2 separate regions of the Homo sapiens genome follow, and region 2 is linked to region 1. Evidence: read pairs that join two places in POLR2A ChIA-PET (ENCODE). Cell type or tissue: A673. All regions are shown on one strand. Each heading gives the region's core, and the rest is flanking DNA. Links, peaks and the distances in the headings are about the cores only. Region 1 holds the start of LOC107984322 (a long non-coding RNA gene). Region 2 has its middle 45 kb from the start of SNORA88.

Region 1 (5,380 bases), core at 313-5,312:
TACTGCCTTGTGAAGAAGGTGCCTTGCTTCCCCTTTGCCTTCCGCCATGATTGTAAGTTTCCTGAGGCCTCCCCAGCCATGGTGAACTGTGAGTCAATTAAATCTCTTTCCTTTATAAATTATCCAGTCTCAGGTAGTACCTTTACAGCAGTGTGAGAATGGACCAATACTGTCCCTAAGTAACTTGCCTTGCCTTCCAGATGCACAAAAGGCATCCAGCTCAGGTAACTCACTGAGCATTGTTCAGCATGAAGCCTATATTTCAGTTAGCTCCTGCTGTGTAACAATTCATCTCAAAATTCACTAAGATTCACAAAAACAATAATGATTAATGTTGCTCATGAGTCTTTTATCTTTACTAGATAGTTCTTTTAGTCAGAGCTGGGCTTTCTCTGCACCTGTGGTCAGTTAGGTATCTTTATTGATCTTGGTTGTACTCCTTCACATGTCTAGGGCTTGGCTGGGACAACTGGGGTGACTTGGCAGTGTTTTATGTGGTCTCATACTGCAACAGGTTAGCCTGGGCTTGAGCTCATGGCAGAAGAAGGATCTAAGAGAGCAAGCACAAACACTGCAAGCCCTCTTGAAGCCTAGAGTTGGAATTTGCACACCACTTACACTCTATTTGATTGGCCAAAGCAAGTCAAAGGCCTGGCCAGAGTCATAGTGGGTGGGGACAATGAAATTACAGGCAAGGGGCATGAATATAGGAGGTCGTTAATCAGGGCCAGCAATGAATCGATCCTCCACAAAGCCAAAGTGTTTGTTACCACCTGCATGACACTTTCGCATGTGGGGGACACACAGGGATCCCAAACAGGGCTGCTTAAGGCTCTGCTTTGCTCTCAGGCCCCCTGCCTCTTCAGGCATCAGAGGCCACTGTTCTGGGCCCTTGGGGTTTCCTTTTCAGGAGATTATAATTTTGGCTTATTTTCTTACAAATGGTCTTTCTGAACATGAAATATCCAAGGAAAGTCCTTGCCATATTAGAAAAAAAACTGTGGGAACTGGATATGTATAGATTTAGAATTTTATTACTTTTAAGGGTATATGACTTACTTCTCAAGTATTTTCTTTTTCTTTTTTTTTTTGAGATGGAGTCTCGCTCTGTTGCCCAGGCTGGAGTGCAGTGGCGCGATCTCAGCTCACTGCAAGCTCCGCCTCCCGGGTTCACGCCATTCTCCTGCCTCAGCCTCCCGAGTAGCTGGGACTACAGGCGCCCACTACCATGCCTGGCTAATTTTTTGTATTTTTTAGTAGAGATGGGGTTTCACCGTGTTAGCCAGGATGGTCTCGGTCTCCCGACCTTGTGATCCGCCCGCCTCGGCCTCCCAAAGTGCTGGGATTACAGGCGTGAGCCACCGCGCCCGGCCTTTCTCAAGTACTTTCAATGGAGTCCCAGCTCCTCTCTAATTCTCTCTTTCCTTGCTCCAGGGAAATCATTTATCCTGGTTTTACTCCCATCTCCAGACCTCTTGGTCTCATTCTCCCTGGAGCATCCTTCTTTGTGCGCTCTTGAGTTCTCCCAGAAGCAGATGTTGAAACTAAGATTTGAGTGTGAGTGATCTATCTGGGAGGTGATCATAGGGCACACCAGTGGAGCCATTGAGAAGTGAGACAGGGAAGTGAAAGATGCAAGTACAGGGTATAGTAATGAGGAGGTAACTGCTGTGAGCAACTGCGGCTAGATCCCACCGGGACCTCTGTGAGATGGTGGGGAACACATTTGAGTTGTCCCACAAGAGTCCCATCAACATTGGCTAAGGGCTGTTTACCCTGGCATTTCTGGCCTGCATCAAGCTCAACTTGAGAGAAAGCCCTTGGATGGAGTTACAATAGGATGCCATTGGCATGCTTGGAAACAGTGAGTGCTGAGCACATTGGGCAGGGTACTGAGGCTCCTGTCATAACCCCATAAATGCAGGTTTTGCCCTCTATTCTCTTTTCTGCCCATACTCAGTGCTCTCTATGTGCAATCTCATACACTTCATGGCTTCAATATCAATCCACATACCAATTTTTGCCAAATCTCTGTCCCCAGCCATATTCTCTTTCTCAGGTTTTAAGCTTCTATTTTCCACTGCTTAATAGAATTCTCCACTTGAATGTCCAACAGGCATCTTGAAGGAAACACGTCAGAAGCTAAACTTATCACCCTTTTCTTCCTACCCCTCTCCGGACCACACATTCCTTTCATAATCTCATTCTTAGTGGATGACATCACCATTCTCATCCTCCTAAGCTAGAAATTTGAGTCATCTTTTTGCAACATCCCTATGATTAGTCTTCCTGCTGTCATATTTTCCTGCTCCAACCTATCCAATATTTAGCAGCCAGAACTATTTTCATACAGTGTGCTCATACCACTTTCCTGAAAGCATGTCTATCATCTGTTGTAAAAGACACCTTTTGAGATATCTGCCTTGCTCCTAATGGCCCCTGTAACTTACCTTTATATTCGCATAGATGAGTCTGTTGCAACCGTGTTACCTTTAAGACTATCCTCATCTCCACCATCACAGTTAGTTGTATGAGCTTCACTAGTCAGAGTCTCCCAGGGACTTCTAGTGTTCTTGAATAGAGAGAAAGTAAAACTTGAGCTGGGCATAGCAATATTTCTTCTACCATACTGACTGAAAACACAGAAAACTGGTCCATAGAGAAAGAAAGAAGAAGCTGTGATGGACATGTTTTGACTGTCCAGTATCTCTGTGAGAAATCACCCTTTTCATTCTCAGTCCACGGTTCAGGTGGACTCCCATCAGGGAGGCATGGCCAGAGAACTCTGCTCCCCTGACTACAGTGATTGGCTTGAGGTTGAACACATGACTCAGGCTTGACCAATCAGTGTACTCTGATTTCTGGCTACAGTGATTAGTTCAAGAGTGGGTTTATGACCCAACACCAGGCCAATCAGCCATTCCCAGAGCTTTAGCTGGAACTGTCAGGCAAGAGACTCTCTTTTGGCGACAATCATGAGGTATATAGATGATTTAAGATGAGGGTGGCCATCTTTGCCACCACGTAAAGAGATTCTTCTTGAAAATGAAGCAAATGAAGAGGAAAGAAGAACAAAATAGTGACAAGATTCCCATGAAGGCACTTGAACTGTTGCATCCAACAGTGCCTGGAGTTGTATTTATTATACTTCTGGACACCTCACTTAAAAAAAGTTGTGGTAACCTATACAAAGCATTTACTATTTTAACCATTTTTAAGTGTAAAGTTCTGTGGCATTAGGTATCTTCACATTATTGTGCAGTTGTCACCACCATCCATCTGTGGAATATTTTCATCTTCCCACACTTCCCAATTCCTCCTTGGCCCCAGCCCCTGGCAAGCACCCTTTTACTTTTTGTCTCTATGAATGTACTATAGGTACCTCACAGAAGTAGAGTGATACAATATTTGTCATTTCGTGACTAGCTTATTTCACATAGCGAAATGTCCTCAAAGTTAACCCCTGCTATAGCATGTGCCTAGACTTCCCTTTGAGAGTAAAAAAAATCCCTTTCTGGCTTAAACTATTTTGAGTTATATTTCTGTCACTTATGACCAAAAGAACAGGTTAATAGAAAATGGATATGGAGAGGGGGGGGGAAAAAAACCAAGATAAAAGATTGAGGCGATCACACCTGTAATCCCAGCACTTTGGGAGGCTGAGGCAGGTGGATTGCTTGAGGTCAGGAGTTCAAGACCAGCCTGACCAACATGGCAAAACCCCATCTCAATTAAAAATACAAAAAATTAGCTGGTCGTGATGCTGCGCACCTGTAGTCCCAGCTACTCGGGAGGCTGAGGCAGGAGAATCGCTTGAACCTAGGAGGCGGAGATTGCAGTGAGCCGACATGACGCCACTGCACTCCAGTTTGGGTAACAGAGGGAGACCTTGTCTAAAAAAAAAAAAAAAAAAAAAAAAAAAGAAAGAAAAAAAAAGAGAGAGGAGGAGAGTTTCTTTAGCTTTCCAGTTACCAATTTCAGCCTCTTTTTAAGTCTGACTATATAAAGCCCTTGAGTTCTCTGAACACTGAAGGTCATCTTTTTCACTTTTAGGCCAGTTTATTTGGTTAAAAGCAGAGTTGTAACCAACACACCTCCTCATTCTATCTAGGATAAAGCCTGAACTTCTCCAGCATGGATAAAGAGCTTCCATCTGCTTTAGGGCCTGTCCCCACCAGGTGAATCCTATTCTTAATCCTCTCAGAAGCTCTTGCCATTTACCAAATAATCTCCCTTTCTCCTGCCTCTCTGCCTCATGCTGTCCTCTCTGCCTAGAATGTCTCTCTTTTCCTAACCAGAAAACTCCTACATAGCCTTCAAGACTCTGCTCAAGTGTTACCTTCTCTTTGCAGGCTTCTCTGACTTCCTTTTCACTCTCCCAAGCCAAGGACACCTTGTATAGCAACTGTTTGTAGGTTTATCAGTCATTAGTCTAAGAGCTCCATGAGGTCATGGGTTGTGTTTGCTTCTTTGTGTCCCAGGACCTGGCACAATTGCTGGCACTTAGTGAGTTTTTCTTGAATAAATGAATATAAAAATTACTTGATAATTTTCAATATTTGATATCCAAATAATACACTGAAAGCTTTAAAAATATTTTATCATCTAAATGGGTTAAGTATGTCTCTGAAAGCTTTTTAAAACTTACTACTTCCACCACTAATAAAAAATTCAGAGTGAGCCTTCAGCCCAGTGCACACAGATTTAACAAACATTTCCAAGAGTGGAAACCCAGATTCATGAGACTTGACCATATTTAGTCAGAAGGAGAACAGCATTTTCTGTGGCCTGGTTTGTTCTTTGCAGTATTTATTCTTTTTAAGGACATATGATGCCAGTAAATTTCTAGTTATATTGGATTGTTCTTTAATCCTTAGATTCCTGGGTGAACTACAGAACTGATGGGTCCTGACATAACGAAAAAATTCCACCTTCCTTTGCTGCCTAGCACTGCCTCTTTCTTTTTCTTTTTTTGTTGCAATTGTCTCTCACTGACGTATTTGAAGGATATTTGAGCTGGAAAGCTCAACCAAATGATGCGTTTTTGCTAATATGATGACTTCTCCATAGACTTCTTTAGATTTATATATGTTCCTGTGCAACTTATCAAACCTTCTCATAGTGCCTCCTGGCTTATCATGGCTTTTGAAAGAATAGAGGATCTTTGTCATTTGAAAAGTTTCATGTCTTTGATTTTTTTTCACCCACTGGTATTAGGATTCACAAGTACAGACTATTTTCTTCAAATTTCTCTCTTCACCTAATTCTGTTTTTTCTCCAAAAAAGTACTTTGTATGATTTTGGTATTATTACATGTTCATTTGGAAACTTGGAAAAGGATAAAGAAGAAAAGAATCATCATTGATAATCTCACAGAGAC
Region 2 (5,380 bases), core at 189-5,188, 52 kb before region 1:
TCTGAAGCCAGCGCATTGCCTGCTGTCTGCCATCCTGCCTTCCCAGGTCTGTTGTGTCCTGATGGATACTGCCTTAGGGAAATGCTCTCAGCAGCCATGGGGTCTGCAAGGTTTTATGTGAAGAGTTGATGCCACAGTTAATCTCTTTCATTCTGATAGCTTTATGTTTAAATGTGAACCAGAGTAAAAGTAGATAATTGTATCATATTTATATAACTAGACTTCACCCTTAGAAAACCCAGTAGCTAAAACCTAAGTTTGTTCACTTTGTTTGTTTACTATTTATTATATTGGGTACCTGTAACAGGTAGAAAATTCTGAGAAAATCTTAAAATACAGGATACTTGCCCTCATCCATTCCTTTTGCTAGACTGAGATGTACATAATCAAATGAAAATTTAAAATAGGAAGCCCACATATGAGCACAAACTTATACAGTACAGTACAAATCGCGGCAGATTTCTGATTTTAATTAGTTTCAGAAAAATGGAAAGTTAATTGGAAATCACGGCAGAACTTCTGATTTTTAATTAGTTTCAGAAAAATGAACCCACCCCATTCTCCGTGCTTTAGAACTTCCTCTGCCTTGATAGTGATTCTTTGAAGAACAGAGGATTAGGATAGAAAATCATGGTACCTTTCAGGATTCTGAAAGAGCCACAGACTTGCACTAGTTGTGAAAATGGAGATGGCAGCCACTTACTGAGCTGTGCGTCTGGTTCTGGGCTGTCGGCTTGATATGCATGGTCTAATTTCATTTCATTCTTGCAATAACCTGATGTCCTAGGTGCTATTTGCTCCATCTTATAGAGAAGAAAACTAAGGCTTAATGAGGTGAAACAGAGAATGACTGCTACGTTCATTCATTCCCCAAGTTCTTCCTGAGCACCCTGTCTTACCAGGCACTGAATGTGCAGTGGTTGATGGAACAAACCCTCCCAGAACGGAGAGTGCAATCTGGCTACGGCCACCTCCAAAGCCTATGCTCTTAACCAGCATGAAGGGAGAAACGCCATTCAGGTTAAAAAAAAAATGCTGAATAGAATCTGTCAACGCAGCCCCACAGACTGGATTAAAAATGGTCAGACTGGGCCGGGCACGGTGGCTCACACCTGTAATCCCAGCACTTTGGGAGGCCGAGGTGGGTGGATCACGAGGTCAGGAGATCGAGACCATCCTGGCTAACATGGTGAAACCCCGTCTCTACTAAAAATACGAAAAATTAGCCTGGTGTGGTGGCAGATGCCTGTAGTCCCAGCTACTTGGGAGGCTGAGGCAAGAGAATGGTGTGAACCCAGGAGGCGGAGCTTGCAGTGAGCCAAGATTGCGCCACTGCACTCCAGCCTGGGCAACAGAGTGAGACCTCAAAAAAAAAAAAAAAAAAAAGGTCAGACTGGCGAGAATGGCATTAGCTTGCTCATGGTCTCCACCAGCACTGTGGCACGACGATCAAACGCTGCTGTCATACTATCAGTGGGTCCAAACAACTCTGCCTGGTAAAATAAGGGGCCACATTATTGCCAAGGAGAGGTGAATGGAAGGCTGGGGTGTTTGCTGCCAATTGTTGATCGCGTTATATCCAAATCAGCATCAATATGGGGCTTGGGATGGGAGTTCACTGTAATATATCTAAAATCTTGAGCAGCACTCAGAAAAATACAGTTCAACCATTCCACTTCTAATAATGTGTTGTTATTGTAATTGTATTACCCAAATCTTATTTCTTTTAAGTTTTTCTAAAACTCTAGCCCTGAGTCTCTCAACCTCGGCACTATTGGCATTTGGAGCCTGATAATTCGTGGTTGTGGAGGGCTGTCGCGTGCACTGTAGAACATTTAGCACATCCCTGGACTCTACCCACCAGGTGCCACTGGCACATTCCCTGCCCCCAATTGTGACAACCAAAAATGGCTCCAGACATTGCCAAATATCCCCTGGGGAGCAGAATTGCCCCCTGGGGCTTGGGGTTAAGAACTACTGCTCTATAGAACTTGAGAAACAAAAAAATAAAAATAAAGGATAAAACAAAAAGAACTACTGCTCTAGGTCTATTGTATTATAGGCCTATTGTATTATATTTCATATTATCAGGCCAGTTGGCCAGCCAGCATTTACTGGGTATGTGCTAGAAGGCACCGGGGTCACAATGCGATTGGAGTTATGTTGGGAGGTCTCTCCATCAGGCAGAGGGTGAGTGTGACTGGGCCTTGAAGGGTTGGGGTGGGGAGGAAGAGTGAGCAGGCATGCACACAGCCTGTTTGGGGCCCAGGAGCATTATGTGTGGAGCAGGAATAGAAGAGAAGCCACGGCAGGTGGGTTGGGATTGGAGAGTCTTGAATGGCTGCACACAGCTGGGTCAGAGACTCTCAGGGGATAGGGGTTTCTTGTCAGGGTGTGGGGGCTGTAGATGAGTAGGGATCCCATGGGATTCTTCCTCATCCTGGGTCTGAGGTCTCTCCCTCAGCCCCTGGGGTGTGAGATCCTCACCTCTGTCCTCTGCCCATCGTGCAGATGCTGCTTCTCCTGCGTCCTCTGCATCTTGATGCTTTCTTATTCCTGCTCCTGGTTTCTGTTGGGTGGCTTCTCTCTGAAGCTCTCTGTTTACACTCTAGAGGGAGACTTTGAGTCTGTTTGGCGTAACAAGTTACCATTATCCTCCTTGGGCAGTTTTTGCACTGGCTACATCCTAGGTCATGGTTAGCCTAGCGCTGGGTGGCTGTGAGGCCAAGTGCTCAGCCATGGTCCAGTTCTCAGCTCTGTCTTGCTTGTGGATCTGCCTTGGGCTACTTTCCATATGACAGAGTGTGACAATGACTGGCACCATGGTTGACGTATCTGGAATGACAACCTAAGGGGTTGAGATTCTAATTCTGCAGACATTGAGCAGGGTCTCTAGGGTTCTGAGGGAGTGAAAGCTAACACCTCCCTTCTCCAGGGGCTCCATGTTGGAGAGGGATAGTCCTGAGGTTAAGCCTGGCCTGGATTCAAACCCCAGCGTGTTCACTGTTCACTTACTTCAGGCAGATTTAACCACTCAAAGCCTCAGTTTAGAGGTTGATGATGATGATAATAGTATCTACATCTCCAGCAAGCAGGGACTTTGCCTTTTTGCTGCTGGATCACAAGCTCCTAGCACAGTGCCTGGCACATAGTAGGTGCCGAGTACCTGTTTATTAAATAGGAATAGAGGCATTTATTGAGGATTAACAACACTCCAAGTGCTGTTCTAAGCATTTTACATGCACCAACTCATTACTTCTCACACTGGTGGGAGGGGGTAGAAACTGTTATTAACCTCTTTTTCCAGATGAAGAAACTGAGATCTGGAAAAGTTAAGTCACATAATGGAGGCACCTACAAAAATATTCAGGCAGCCTGGCTCCAGGACCTAAGCTCTTTGCTACCATGTTGTGTTTTTTTGGAATCCAAGATTCATTGATATAATCAGAAAAAGAGTAAGCCCTTAACAGATGGTAGCCACTTAAAAAAAAAAGAAGACACTTCCCATTAAACAGTAGATCCTGAAAACATGAGAAGGAAAGAACAGTACCTCAATACTAGGTATTATACAAATGCTTATCAGCTGGACAATCTGTCTGACCCTCTGTCTCTCTAGAACATAGGTATAGTTAAAAATAATTCTAGTGATGGCCAGGCGCAGTGGCTCATGCCTGTAATCCTAGCACTTTTGGAGGCCAAGATGGATGGATTGCCTGAGCTCGGGAGTTCAAGACCAGCCTGGGCAACATGGTGAACCCCGTCTCTGCTAAAATACAAAAAATTAGCCAGGCATGGTGGCACATGCCTGTAGTCCCAGCTACTCAGGAGGCTGAGGCACGAGAATCGCTTGAACCTGGGAGGCAGAGGTCACAGTGAGTCAAGATTGCACCACTGCACTGCAGCCTGGGCAACAGAGCGAGACCCTGTCTCAAAAAAAAATTTATAATAATAATAATAATCCTCAGTGATGATGCAGAGTTTACTGTGTTCTAAGCCCTTTATCTATATTAATTCTTCTAAAGATCGAATGAGGCAGGCATTTGTTATTCTCTGCATTTATAGGAGAAACAAAAAGAGGCACAGAGAAGTTAATTGCTCAGTCACACAGCTAGGAAATGGTGATGCTGGGATTTGAACTCAGGTGGTCTGGCTCATAACCAGTAGGTTATGCTGCCTGGGGAGACTCCCCTATGTGGACTGATTATGATGATACAGTCTACCAGTCACATGCAGCAATAGTAAGACTTTTCAGAGTCTCTGTTCCCCCAAGCAAAGGTGAAGGTATTTTAAATCTCAAATGTGTGATTCAGAGTCATGGCATGAAAATACCTCTGTGTGCTGCATAAATTGTGTGCAATCTCTGCTTCATTTTGCATGCATGCTTGAAGAACATTATTTTTCTTTCTATTACTTTGTGGCTTTTTAGTGTCTGGACATTCACCTATATTATCTCAAATATACTGTGAATTCCTTAAGAGCCATTTTCTCATCCAGAACTGCTTCATACCATGATCCTGACCACAATGGCCTCCAAACCTATATGAACCTATTTAAACACAATGCAAAACTTCTTTGATTCACTTGTGTCATTTGCAGTTAATGGAAATACCCTGAGTGTGTGTCATGCCCAGGGCAACGTGGAGGATAGCAAAGGTGGATAAGGCAGGCTTCTTGTTTCTGAGAGTTTGCAATCTACAGGGCCAGTTTGCTATGAAAACAGCCGCATATAATGAAGGCAGAATAAAGAAGTGCTCAGTTAAGATATAAGATGTGTGTTGTGGAAATGCTGTGAATGGAAGAATTAATTTTGCTTGGAGAGAATGGAATATTTTATCTGGACTGAAAGGAGCAAGGATCATTATGTTGGGAAGGAGGGAAAGGTGCTTGCCGCTAGGTGAGGTGACAAAAGTCAGTTGGGACTACATTGTTAGAGGATCCAAGTGGCAATTGAAGGAGTTTGAACATTATTCTGTAGGCAGTGGGGAGCCATTGAAGGATTTTGAGCAGCAGAGTGACATAATCAGCTTGTATTTTAGGAAGACAACTGGGTCAATGTGAAGGCCAGACAGGGGAAGGAAAGACTGGCTGCTAGGAGGTCATCTCCTAGAAGGTCATTTCAGTAGCCCAGGTGAAGGATGAAGGGGCCCTAGCTAAGTGGAAGTAGAAATGAGTAGGGGGAGATGGATATTTGTGACTGTGGAAGTGAGTTGACACAACCCAGTTACTGATCAGCTATCAGAGGTAATTGAAATAGAGGAACTGAAGTTAACGAGTTTGGTTTCCATCAAGATGAGTTTGTAGTGACAGAGGAGCCACAGAGTGGGCCAGATCCTATCCTCCTTTCCCCTAACCCACAGCACTGTGCAGTAACAGCCTGATG

The links. Peaks named below come from ENCODE experiments on the same cell type or tissue, not always from the same donor. Only the 100,000 strongest peaks of a DNase experiment are listed, where the experiment ranks them.
Region 2: POLR2A ChIA-PET joins it to region 1 with 14 read pairs; 2 of 35 experiments call an interaction of 5 or more read pairs at or near these places.

Annotation. Positions count from the first base shown.
Region 1 is chr11:32,134,313-32,139,692 of GRCh38, reverse strand. It overlaps LOC107984322 (a long non-coding RNA gene), which reads right to left and starts at 2,857. Exons shown (of 2, transcript XR_001748165.2): 1 at 2,451-2,857. It also overlaps the pseudogene THEM7P. RefSeq lists an enhancer at 1,704-1,793. In A673, for the core only: no CTCF peak of the experiment used is centred there; a DNase peak (open chromatin) is centred at 2,212.
Region 2 is chr11:32,186,216-32,191,595 of GRCh38, reverse strand. No RefSeq gene overlaps it. Among named protein-coding and RNA genes, the nearest start is that of SNORA88, 45 kb to the right of the region's middle. In A673, for the core only: a CTCF peak has its summit at 2,607; a DNase peak (open chromatin) is centred at 2,615; H3K27me3 peaks cover 1,753 bases.